Linked DNA regions of Homo sapiens: region 2 is linked to region 1. A link is a contact called in ENCODE Hi-C or POLR2A ChIA-PET data. All regions are on one chromosome and are shown on one strand. Each heading gives the region's core, a stretch centred on a gene start or an enhancer-like site at or near the end of the contact. The rest is flanking DNA. Distances are from core to core; before and after follow the strand shown.

The links. Hi-C counts contacts between places; a loop is a spot of excess contacts on that map. ChIA-PET counts read pairs that join two places held with the same protein, here RNA polymerase II (POLR2A). Pooled maps may share reads with other maps.
Region 2: a loop to region 1 is called in a pooled map, with 5 times the contacts of the local background. The contact joins the promoter of DOK4 here to the promoter of KATNB1 in region 1. A Hi-C loop is called at or near these places in 11 of 50 pooled maps. POLR2A ChIA-PET finds 5 or more read pairs at or near these places in 2 of 52 experiments (A673 and activated T-cell).

The regions. Positions count from the first base shown.
Region 1 is chr16:57,732,412-57,739,496 of GRCh38, forward strand. It overlaps KATNB1 (katanin regulatory subunit B1), which reads left to right and starts at 3,359. Exons shown (of 20, transcript NM_005886.3): 1 at 3,359-3,444; 2 at 4,567-4,872. The coding sequence starts at 4,833. LOC107984852 (a long non-coding RNA gene) reads right to left here and starts at 4,233. Exons shown (of 2, transcript XR_001752221.3): 1 at 4,025-4,233; 2 at 1,418-3,196. RefSeq lists enhancers at 1,210-2,187, 2,817-2,926, 2,906-3,200, 2,947-3,116, 4,485-4,554 and a silencer at 3,427-3,666.
Region 2 is chr16:57,481,794-57,487,742 of GRCh38, forward strand. DOK4 (docking protein 4) reads right to left here and starts at 4,700. Exons shown (of 9, transcript NM_018110.5): 1 at 4,512-4,700. RefSeq lists an enhancer at 3,953-4,749 and a silencer at 4,581-4,880.

The DNA of each region.
Region 1 (7,085 bases), core at 2,109-4,608:
ATCCATCATTCATCAAGTAAGAATGATGAACAACTCAACCGAAATGTAGATAGATAGTTATCTGCTAAAAGGCATGTGCTAGAACTTTCATAGCAGCATTATTGATAATAGCACCATACTTGGAAGTTACCCAAATGCCCATCAAGAGCAGAATGGATACATAAATTGTGGTCTTCAGATATTTTGGGTTGTCTTTAACTGCTTAGGGAGAACTGCTTAGGGAGAATGCTACTGGCATCTAGTGCATACAGGCCAGGGATGCTGCTAAACATTCTACAATGCCCAGAACAGCCCCCCACAGCAAATAATTATCTAGGTCTAAATGCCAATAATGTTGAGGTTATAGAGTATATTAGTCTGTTTTCACACTGCTGATTAAGACATACTCAAGACTGGGTAATTTGTAAAGAAAAAGAGGTTTAATGGACTCACAGTTCCACACGGCTGGGGAGGCCCCACAATCATGGCAGAAGGCCAAAGGCACATCTTACATGGTGGCAGACAAGAAAGAATGAGAACCAAGCAAAAAGGAAAATCCCTTATAAAATCATCAGCTCTCGTGAGACTAATTCACTACCATGAGAACAGTATGTGGGAAACCCCTCCCATGATTCAGTTATCTCCCACTGGGTCCCTCCCACAATATGTGGGAATTATGGGAGCTACAATTCACAAGATGAGATTTGGGTGGGGATACAGCCAAACCATATCATAGAGCAATGAAAATGAATGAACTGCAACACAACTATATGGAATGATATGGTCAAACTGCCTAAGTATAATGTCAAAAGATTCAAGACACAAAAGTACATACTCTATTATTCCATTTATGGAAAGAACAAAAATAAGGAAAATTAATTGGTGATATTAGAAGTCAGGACAACCGTCACTCTTGGAGTGTGAGGGTTAGTGAATGGATGTGAGCATGGAGCCCTGGGAGGGGAGGTTCTGGTTTCTAGTCACGTTCTGCTTTTTGACCTGGGTGTGTTCGGTTTGTAAAAATTCATCAACCTTGTGCACTTACAATGTGTCCTCTGGAGTGTTTTTGACTGCTTGTTGTCATGAATCTAATCAAGCCTTTAGCCCTAACTTAAGAAATTCAAGGGAAGAAATGCATTTAAGAAGAACGTCCATCTAACAAGAACTTCAGGAAATTCAGGTAAATGATACTAAAAGGAAACATTCCTAACGTGGGACAATCTAGGTAAATGGCCTGATCTCTTCAAAAGATCGATGTCATAAAAATAAAAGTTTGGGGACAGAAATGGAAAGAACTTAAGAGTCAAGTGTGGTGAATACTGATTGGTTCTTAGTTAGAAAAAAAAAGTCCTAAAAGGTTTTTGGGATGACTGGGGACATACGAATATGGACTGGTTGTTACAGAATTAAATTTTCTTAGCAGTGGTGATAACAATGGTTATTGTAGAATAAGGGCTTTATTTTTATTTTTTGAAATGGATCTCACTCTGTCGCCCAGGCTGGAGTACAGTGGCCCCATCCCAGCTCACCGCAACCTCTGCTTCCCAGTTTCAAGTGATTCTCCTGCCTCAGCCTCCCCAGTAGCTAGGATTATAGGCACGTGCGCCACCACGCCCGGCTAATTTTTGTATTTTTTTGTAGAGACGGGGTTTCACCATGTTGGCCAGGTTGGTCTCGGACTCCTGACCTCAGGTGATCCGCCCGCCTTGGCCTCCCAAAGTGCTGGGATTGCAGGCGTGAGCCACCGCGCCTGGCCAAGGGCCTTATTTTTAAGAGATACATGCTCAGTATTTGGTGTTGGGGTGAAATGTCATATCTACAATTTTCAAATGGTTCCGAAAAGACACACAGACGAAGCAAATATGGCAAACTGTTAACAAGTACTGGAATCTACGTGGTATCATTATATTGTCTTTTAAAGTTTTCTCTGTTTAGTTTTCTTTTTATAATACAAAATTAAGGGGAACTGCAGGCTAGACAGTTTTGATCCGATGTTATTCTGCTAATCTTTTAAAGGTGTCTTGCGGTGACTCACGCCTGTAATCCCAGCACTTCGGGAGGCTGGGGCGGGTGGATCACCTAAGGTCAGGAGTTCAAGACCAGCCTGGCCAAAATGGAGAAACCCCGTCTCTACTAAAAATATAAAAACTAGCCTTAGCCCGTCGTGGTGGCGGGCGCCTGTGGTTCCAGCTACCCAGGAGGCTGAAGCAGGAGAATCTGAAGCAGAAGGCTGAAGCAGAAGGCAGAGTGGGGACTCCCCCACGCTTTGGCTTTCAGAACAAGGGTTCGAATTCTGGGGCTATTACTTTCTGACCGTGTGGTTTTCTGCAAGCATCTTAACCCGGGCCTCAGTTTCCTCATCTGTAAATGGGAACAGGAATTCCTACCTCTTATGGTTGTACTGGGCGTTATGTGAGCCCAAGGAGCCCTGACCTGCGGTGAGAGGCTGGAGGCCGAAGGGCAAGGTTCGAGGGGCTCTGGGTGCCTGGGACAACCTCTGGGCAACAGGGAGAGGCGGCTGCGGGGCCAAGTCCCTCCTAAGCGGCCACGCGAGAGGCCCTGAGTCGAGAAGGGTTACGGCGCTTCCCAGAGCCCACCCCGCCCAACGTGTCACAAATAAAGCTGGCCTTTCTCCGATTCCCTGATTGCAGCCATTCAGGGAGCAGCCCCTTGCCCACGCATCCATTAGTCGAGGCGGTGGCTGCGTGTGCAGTGCTACAGGGTTCAGCGCCTGCCTCGGCTCCGGAATCAGGCTGTTTCCTTCTAGACCTCCCATGGGGGATTCAAGCCGGCGTCCGGGTCAAAGAACAGGGACAAAGTCCTCCTGCCACGGGGGACCATCTGCAGGCAAAGTGAAGAATGAGGAGCTTCGGCAAAATGCCGACTAAGGCCTCCTTAGGTTTTGCCCCACTCCAAGATGGAAGGCCTGAGGCTTCACACTGCCCCCGAAGTTCCTTTCCCATTGGCTATCTGGGAATTGAGTTTTCCAATAATGCGGACGCTGATTGGTCAATCCAGGACGGTTGCTCAAGCCATTGGCGCAGCCGCCATTGGAGGGCGGCTCTCAAAAGTTTTCAGACACAAATTAGGTTCGAGGGAGGAAACGGAGAGGAAAGGGAAAACTTGAGACGGAGGCGGGACTAAGGAAACGGCAGCTTGCATTGGTTTATTAGAGGCCAAGGGGCGGCTCTTGAACGTTCCTTCCTCTTGATTAGTCCTATTTAGGAAAAGAGGGCGGGTACTGAGGAAAAGCGGCAGAAGCGCCTGCTTCCATTGGTCAGTCCTGGCAGGAGGCGGAGCACCCGCGGCAGCTGATTGGTGCGGGAGGCAAGGTGGGCGGGGCTCTGAGCCGGAGGTTTTGTTGTGAGGGTCGGTTGTCAAGCAGCGGCCAATCAAGGCAGGGGATGGAGGCAAGTGGGGGTCGCGCCTGGAGCGGAGCCTCGGCCTCCGGAGCCGCAGCTGCAGGTGGAGTGGGCAAGGGGACGAGGTGGCGAGGGGACGGTGGGCCCTGGGCTGGGCCGAGCCAGGCGGGGCTGGCTGGGCTTGCGGGCAGAGAGCTCTGAGCGTGGGGAGGCTAGAGCCCGTACTCCGCAAGCAGAGGGTTGGGAGGATCAGCCGTGGCCGAGGGACCTGCCCCCGCCCCCGGACGAGAGGGGTCGGGGTGGAGGCCGGAGGGGGCAAAACCAGGGAGGCCGGAAGCAGAGCTGGGGGTCTGCAGAAGGACAGGTAATGAATAGGGAGAAGAGAAGTAGGAGAATGAATGAATGGGAGACCCCGCGAGCATATGGGAAAGGGCAGTAACGGGAGTCTGGCGAGGCAGGGGCCACGTGAGGGATATCGGGAGACAGGATGTGCATAAGTGGGAGACTCAGGGGGCAGGGAGAAAAGGGGGTGTGAACGGAGGACTAGAGAGGCAGACCCGGGGACCCAGGAGAAAGGGGACGGAGGGGAGCGGGCTCATGGGAAAGAGGTGAAGTGGCTGTGGGAAGGAGGTGGGAGGCTCCATGAGGAGGCCTTTTAGAGTTGAAGAGTCATAGCCACTTACGCCCAGACTGGAGGCCTAGTTCCTAGCTCTGTCCTTGGGAATCGCAGGGAGCAGGAGCGGTTCCCTTGCCAGGAGCTGGGGAATTGGACCATCAGGGTCGTCTTCGAGATTCTTTCCAAGGAGGACTTCAGTGGCCGTCTCTGGGATGCCTTTCCTAGGCCCCTAAGCTTAGCTTCTGACTCCGCTCTCCCACATCCCACACGTCAGACAAAAACAACGACTCGCAGGAAATCTATGTGAATTGCAGACACGTGGTCTTCTCCGCCCCACTGCGGCTGCTGCACTTTAGGCAGCCAGCATCCCGGAACAGAGCTGCAGCTCATTATCCTGGCCTCTGGGAGGAGTTTCTTTTTCCTTACGTTCCAAATCACCCTACCTGAGGTGCCCCCTCTGCAGATTCCCAAACCTAATTTGCAGTGCAGCTTCTGACTCTGGTGGCTTTGGTGGGTGTCAGTCTTTATCAAGTGGTCTTGGTGATCCAGGGAGCAACAGCTCTTACCAAGCATTTTCTAACATGACGTCACCTCTTGTTTGTATTGCAGCCCTGTATTGAGCTGAGATGGCTCGAGCCTAACATTCCATGATCCAGGATCGTGACAGATGTGCACAGGCTGCTGCTGTTGCTGCTGTGGGTAATTTGGAACCACGAGGCACCCCAGGGCCAGAAGACGAGGCATTCTGTCTGCCTGGATGTGTGGGAACTCTCTGCCAACTTGATTGGTGGATCTGGGGGGGGATCCACCCCCACCCCACGAGGAAAGCACAGTTTATTTTGTGGGTGGGGCTTCAGGTGCCAGCCAGCTGAAGGATGGCCACCCCTGTGGTCACCAAGACAGCCTGGAAGTTGCGTGAGTGGTTTTCATTTTTCTTTATCACCCCATTTATTCTGTTAGCGGCTTGTTGCTGGGAGGCCTGAACCCACAGCTTTGTTTCCTGTTCTTGGCACAGGAGGAGACTCCTAGACTTGGGAGTAAGATAGACCATTATGTAAATCATGACTGTGGCACTTCTTAGCTGGGTGACACTGGGCAGGTGACTTAACCTCTCTGAGGCTCAGTTTTCTTATATGTACAATGAGATGACGCCTGCATTCTATGGTTGCTGTGAAATTCAAGTGACAGGATGAACCCATCCTAAAGCACTTAGCACAGCATTTCCAGTTAGGCTGACAGTGGGGTGAGAAATCCTGAAAGATGTTCACAGCATTCTCAGACATCTCACAAGTCAAACTTCCCCAGTCAGATAAAAGCATCTTGGGCCTGGGATGGGGGAAGGAGTGGGAGCGAGGAGGGGCGGGCAGAGGGATGCAGACAGGGCTCGGATTGTAACTGATGGGCACTGTCCACTCCCACCATTGCCCTATACAAGTGGATCTGGACTCTTTCATCTGAAGACTTCATACTTTAAGAATTATTGAGGACCCCAGAGTGCTTTTGTTTGTTGGAGTTATATATCTGTCAGTATTTACCACGTTAGAAGTTAATACTGAGACATTTTCAAACAAGAGTATATAATCAAATAGGCCTCTAGTGATGTTCTGGGAAACTCCACCATATGCTTGAGAGCAAATGAGAGTGCAAAAGGCAGATGCCATCTTAGTGTTATTGTGAAAATCCTTTTGTCTTCTCAGACCCCCCGAAAGGATCTTGAGGATCCCAAGCATCCCCAGATCATATTTTGAGAATTCCCCTACACATTGGCACCTTGGTGGGCCCTGCCCCACCTATTGTAACTGGTTGGCATAGCTTTTGTGTGCTCCACCTGGTCACTGTCTGCTGCCAGCTGTCCCTGGGCTGGTTTTCAGGAGCTGGGACAAGACTCCACACTTTTTTTTTTTTTTGAGACAGAGTCTCACTGTCACCCAGGCTGGAGTACAGTGGTGCAATCTCAGCTCACTGCAACCTCTGCTTCCCGGGTTCATGCGATTCTCGTGCCTCAGCCTCCCGAGTAGCTGGGATCACAGGCACCCGCCACCACACCCGGCTAATTTTTGTATTTTTAGTAGAGACGGGGTTTCACCATGTTGGCCAGACTCGTCTCGAACCCCTGACCTCAGGTGATCCACGTGCCTCAGCCTCCCAAAGTGCTGGGATGACAGGCATGAGCCACCATGCCTGGCCAAGACTCCACACTTTTTAACCATGAATTTAACCATAAGACTCTGGGCAAAGCTCTTTGCAGGGCCTCTGTTTCCTTGTTTGTAAAGTGAGAGGTTTGGGCCATTTTCATGTTGTTCCCCAAAACTCTAGGGCTCTGGGAGAACCCTGTTATGGTTCCCCAAGGAAGGCACACTTTGGTCAGAGTGGCTTTGTAATTATTGGGATTACGTATTCATCCCTTCGACAGCTGGCCTTTCCCCAGAGCTAGGCACTGGGGAGCCACTGGGGGACAAAGTAGTCAAGGTCTCTGTACAGCGGGAGCTCAGAGCCTGGGGAGAGCAACAGGCAGGAACTGGATAACCGTATCCCTCTGTGTCTCCTCTAGTTGCAAGCTGGTGCCTGTGCTTTGAATCAGTTAGCTGGGGGGTAGGGGTAGGGGTGGGGTGGGAATGCTGCAGGCTGCATGAACAGCAAGTGCAAAGGCCCTGAGGCAGGAGGCTCAGTGTATTGGAAGGACTCAAGGGAGGCCATGGGCAGTGGCACAGCAGCAGGAGGAATGTGGGGCCGCACGGACCTACTGAGTTCTCAGGACCCCAGCCCTCCTGAGGCTGCCGTGCTTTATCATAAAGGCAAGGCCAAGCCATCAGTGTGTGCGAGCAGGAGGTAATGAGATCAGGCGTATTGGGCATCTGCTGCTGCTGCTGATTTCATGTGCACGGTGGTGTCCGTGGGAATCAACTCTGAAGAGCCCAGGGCCACGTGACCTCTGGCTCCTTGTGGCTCCAGGGTCTGGTGAGGATCAGAGGTGCGTGGCCCACATGAGGTCGTTGAAACCTAGTACTTTGTATCTTGCATTTGGGATGCTGATCCTCAGCCCCTCTGGCCACGCCGCACCATGTTCCCCAGCTTTGGCTGGATGTGGGGCCCAGGTTGTACTCCCAGAGCTTGGCCTGCCAGTAGAC
Region 2 (5,949 bases), core at 3,450-5,949, 250 kb before region 1:
CTTTAAATGAGGAAATGAATTCATGAGGCACCTGCTTGCCCACTTGGGACACAGAGCTTCTACCCTTTTTCTTTTTCTTTTTCTTTTTTGAGACGGAGTCTCCCTCTGTCGCCCAGGCTGGAGTGCAGCGGCGCGATCTCGGCTCACTGCAACCTCTGCCTCCTGGGTTCACGCCATTCTCCTGCCTCGGCTTCCCGAGTAGCTGGAACTACAGGCTCCCACCACCATGCTCGGCTAATTTTCGGTATTTTTAGTAGAGACGGGGTTTCACCGTGTTAGCCAGGATGGTCTCGATCTCCTGACCTCATGATCCGCCCGCCTCGGCCTCCCAAAGTGCTGGGATTACAGGCGTGAGCCACTGCGCCCGGCCTTCTTTTTCTTCTTTTGAGACAGTGTCCTGCTCTGTCACCCAGGCTGGAGTGCAGGGGTGCCATCACGGCTTACGGCAGCCTCAACCACCCAGGCTCAAGTGATCCACCCACCTCAGCCTCCTGAATAGCTGGGACCGCAGGTACATACCACCATGCCCAGCTAATTTTTAAAAACTTGTTTGTAGAGATGGGGCTTTTGTTTTTTTTTTTTTTTTTTTTTGAGACGGAGTCTCACTCTATTGCCCAGGCTGGAGTGCAGTGGCCCAATCTCGGCTCATTGCAAGCTCCGCCTCCCGGGTTCACGCCATTCTCCTTCCTCAGCCTCCCGAGTAGCTGGGACTACAGGAGCCCACCACCATACCCGGCTAATTGTTTCATATTTTTAGTAAAGACGGGGTTTCACCGTGTTAGCCAGGATGGTCTCGATCTCCTGACCTTGTGATCCACCCGCCTCGGCCTTCCAACGTTCTGGGATTACAGGCGTGAGCCACTGCGCCCGGCCCCTAGAGATGGGTTTTCACCATGTTGCCCAGGCTGGTCTTGAACTCCTGGGGTCAAGTGATCCACAAGGCTCGGCCTCCCTGAGTGCTGAGATTACAGGTGTGAGCAACTGCGCCTGGCCAGAGCTTCTGCCTTGAAAACTCCAAGGGCTGTGTGTATGTATATATATATAGTTTTCTTCAAGAGTTGCTGCCCAGACAGGGCGGTGAAACCACCAGAAGCCAGCCTGCTCCTTCCCAGTGTTGCCCCACCAGGGACTGTGGCCCCAAGCTCGCAGGAGTGCTCCTGCTGCGTCTGTCCATAGGCCCCACCCCGTCCCATACCCCAGGTCCCCAGCGGGAAGAGTGACCTTCACGGGGAAGGCTGGGTGCCAAAGTCCTGCCAGCTCACTCCGGCCCTGAGTCACAGGGACCCCTGGCCACACTTAGTCCCTAATGATGTTTGCAAGAGCAAGACCTAACCTAGGACCCAAAATGGTGGGCAAAGAGGGGTTCGGAAGGGGAGGGAAAGGTCAGGGCCAATAGGTGGACCCACAAATTTGACAGGCAGTGGGGTCAAGTGGTGAGGGGGGGGCCCAGAACCAACCCACCATCCTCCAGAAGGAATGCACTGTGTTAAGCAAGCGAGGCGGCCCCCAAGCTGAGCCTGTGAAGGCCCAATAGGACAGCAAGAAGTGGAGAGCAGACCAGGCACAGTGGCTCACACCTGTAATCCCAACACTTTGGGAGGCCAAAGTGGGAGGATCACTTGGGGCCAGGAGTTCAAGACCAGATCCGGCAACATAGAGAGACCCCGTCTCTACAAAAAATGAAAAAATAAGCTGGGCATGTGGCACGTGCCTGTAGTCACAGCTACTGGGGAGGCCGAGGTGGGAGGATCACTTGAGCTCAGGAATTCCAGGTAGCAGTGAGCTATGATCAAGCCACTGCACTCCAGCCTGGGTGATAGAGTGAGACTGTTTCTAAAAAATTTCAAAAAAATCAATTAAAAAAATACAAAAATTGGAGGGCAGCTGAGGCTAGGCAGGCCAGGAATTGGGTTGAAGTAGCCCCTGCCCTGTTTGTCCCTCAGGCCCTTGTCCCCAACAGGCCTGCAGCAGGAAGAATGCTTGCTACTTTGAGAGGACCTGAGGTCTTGGGTCCTTCCCCAGCACTGTGAGCTCCGAGCTCCCAGCTAAGCACGGTGTCCAGCAGTCGCTCTCAGGGTTCCAGTGAGGGAGGAGGGGAGCAAGGGCCCCCCGCATCCCACCTCCCAGCCTGGTACCAATACTGCTGCTTACCCAGGGACAGTACCTGCCTGGTGCCAGGCCACCACAGGTTTCCGCGCAGGGAGAGCCAGCTCCAAAATGCTCCTCTCCCCAGGAAGGGCTGGTGTCCTGGGGTGGCGGGGAGTAGGGAGACTCCCAGGGCCCTCACTGCCCACCTGCCCCACAGGGCAGCCATGCTGAGCACTCCCTCTCGCACATGGATTCTGCCTGGAGGCTTTGGCTCCAGAACAAACGCGCTGAGGCTGGCAACCAATGACTGAGCGAGCGGCTGCCTGCCTGGCTGGGCCTCCCCACCCCTGACAGATCGGATCTTATCAGGGCTGCAGGAACAGCCCTACCTGGACACCATCTCAGTGTCGTCTGGCTGTCTCGATCCAACGGCGAAGATTGGATCTGTGGGATTCTCTCCAGCACCAGAGCCATTTCCCATCACCTGCTGCTCTGCCCCCACCCCACCCCAAGATTGTTGTCAGAGGCCGGCTGGGAGTGCTCCCAACAGATCCCCATAGGGGCCACCGGCCAAAACATGGTGAGTCCCATCAAGGTGGATGGCAAAGACAGACCAAATACCCATCTAGGCAGACAGGGACGGCAGAAGGAGGGGACATCTGAACAGCCATGGTCCCCCAGACCCTTAAGCCAGGAGAGTAATGCTGTGGCCCCGTACCACTCTGGTTCTCCTGGGTCCCCTGCCCACCCCTCAACATGCCAAAACCCCTCCCTCGAGGGACCACTGCACTAGCTGTTTCCCACCTACAACATTGTTCCCTCACATGCTCATGGTTCATTCCATTGCTTCATCCACCTCCTCCAGGAGGCCTTCCCTGACTACCCTCACCAAAGGACCCCCACTAGTCAGCCTCTCTCACAACATCAGATGCGGCTGTCTTCATCGCACATCACCATGGGATTTTCTTGTTCTTACATCTGTCCATTTGTTTCTGGCCACAGAGAGACATCTGGAATGTCAGCTCCCTGGTGGCTCGGCCTCGTCTGTCTAGTTAACAGCTCTATCCCAGCTCCCAGAATGGTGCCCGGTGGGAAGGAGATGCTCAATATTTGGGGGCTGAACACGTAATTCTCTCCAGGACTTGTCCTCCTCCCCATCCTTTCTTCCACCACCACCAGCCTCCATCTGGCTGGACCTGGCTCAGCTTCCAGAGGTGCGTGAGCCACAGTGGGCTCCCAGCTCCTGGGTCTCAGCGCTGACTGGCATGGCCAGCAGGCTGTTGTTACTGGAGAACCAGCTGTGCCCAAGACCCGCAGTTTGGTTCAGAGCTGCCTCAGGGAAGAGCATGCTGCTGACATCGAGGCCAGGCCTAGTTGGGCGGCCCCACCTTGGCCAGGGTTGTGGGGTGAGGTCATGCCCAGCCCTGCTGCCCTGCCCAGGAGGGAAGTGCTGGGAGTAACCAGTACCAGCACAGCAAGGCAAGCAACTGGGGAGAGGAGGCACAGCTCCTGGGATCAGAGTTGGGGGTGGGGGCAGGAAGAGCCTGTACCAGCGCCACATCCCTCTGAAAGGGTCCAGGAAAGAACCTGCCCTAAGCAAGCCCACCTCACACTGCCCAAGTGGAGTCTCCTAGAGATACTGCCAGGCCCCTCGCTGCCCTGGCCATCAGACCCCTCCAACCCACACCCTCCATCCAAGCGGAAGCGCCCCAGCAACTGACGTGTCCCCATGGCTTGGGGCAGGCAGGCTGCACAGAGCCCCTGCTCTGCCACATCACCCAGGTGCCCAGCCTCGGCTCATGCCCCTTTTCAGTAATAGAAAGCATGTAACTGGATCTAGGGCCTTGCGGGCCCTGGGGGAGAAGGTGGACAGGACCTTGGGGGCCAATGGAGAAAGGTTCAAGGACAGGAGGCAGCTGGCCATGAGTTTGGGCTGTGGGGAGAAACCCCATAGGCAGGAGGGGGTCGGCAGTGGGGGCCAGCTGGGGTACAGAAAATCATCTCTTGGAATTTGGAGGAGGTGAGCGAACAGGAGGCCCCGGGGAGGAGCAGGAAGGCAGAGAGAAGGTTGGGAGCTGCCAGGGGCTGGGTTATGCCCCTTCCGGGGGGGCAGGCCCGGGAGCGCAGGGCCTGGGTTGCTCGGATGAGGTTTGTGTGGGTGCGGGTGAGGTCAGCTCGCGACCTGGGCTCCCCCGGAGAGGAAAGCTGCGGGTGGAGAGAGCGCAGGGAGTTTCAGGGCCCAGGCACTGGCTTTTGGGGGGCGGGTCTCTAAGCTCCCCACCCGAGAGTAGGAAGGTCCCATGGGACGGAGCGTCCTCAGGTTCAGGAAGTGACTGAGGGTCCTCAGGGGTGGGAGTCGCCGAGACTCTTGCAGGCTCTGGGCGGCCTATGTCCCCCTCCCTGCCTCACGCCCCCCAATTTACCTGGGCGCCGAGGCCCGGGCCAGGAGCGCCTGCTCAGCGGCGCCGCGGAGCAGGCTCATGCCCGCGTCACGGCGCGGCTGGCGGGGGCGGCAGGGCGGCGGCGGCGCCGGGCTCCAGGCGGGGACGGCGAGGGAGGCGCGGCCGCAGGGCTAGGGATCGGGCTCCGGCTGGGGCTCCGGCTGGGACTCCGCTCCGCTCCCCCCTCCGCCAGGTCTCGCCGCTGCGCCCCGCCCCCTGCCCCGCCCTGGCGGCCGGCCCCCGCCGTATTCCTCCGAGCCGCGGGACGCGCGATTCTGCCCTGGCGCCCTGGCACCCCCGCACCCGCTTCAGGTCGCCCCCGGTACCCCCAGCTCATTCCCACCGCCCCTCCCTGGGCCCCAAAGCCCACATGGCCTCTCAGCCCCTGAAAGCTGAACTCCACATCAGCTCCCAGCCCCCACATCTCAACCCCTTCACTTCTTCAGGAATCACATACACACCCATACGCCACATCAGCTCCCAGCCCCCATATCTCAATTCCTTCACTTCTTCAGGAATCACATACACACCCATTGCTCCCCTAACCCCATCATGACTCTCTGGGCCCTCACAGCCCAGCTCTCCCAGCCCCACAGTGACCTCCTCTGCTACCCCTCCTCAAGTAGCCGCACCAGCACCTCTGTCTTCCCTGGTCTCCTCTCCACCCTCAAAACATCCAGTTCTCCCATTCTAGGTCCCCCTGAGACTTTGCCCTCAAGCTCAAACTTCATTCCCCTTCATTGCTGCCCCCACCCAGCCCCCAACCCCCTCACCTCTGCCCTTCGGGCCTGTGCAGTGGTTGACTCACTGATCTGTCGGAATCCCCAGTCACAGGCCTCAGCTGTGCCAGGCAGGGACAAGAGAAGTTGCCCAGTGCCTCCTCTGGGGAGGAGCTGTCCCCCCTCTGGTTTTCACGTCTGTACCTTTTTACACCAGGGCTTCTCAAAGTGTAGTCCCTGGACCAGAAGCTTCCCATCACCTTGAAACTTGTTAGAAATGCAAATTCCCTGCCCTACTCAGACCTATGAAATCAGAATTTTTGGGGGTTTCCAGCAGAAATGTGTGTTTTAACAGGCCAGGTGATTCTGATGCACACGAATGTGTGAGAACCACTGCTTTAGACCATATATACAAAACAAAACAATAGGCCACCTGAACAGCCAAAATCCTGAGAAATGAAAATACCTCCACATCCAGCTACTGTCCAGGTGTCTCAGAGGAATAGGCCTAAAGCAGTGAGGGACCAAGGATCCCAACACCCACCCATGGAATGCATGCCCCTGCCCCGGAGACGCCTGGGCCTCAGCCTTGCCCAGGGAGCTTAAAAGGAGGCTGCCTCTGGATGTCTGAAAATTTCCCTGATGGTCATTGTGGTGTCTGTGATCAGCCTGAGCTAACCAGCCCCAGGCCCATGGCCAAG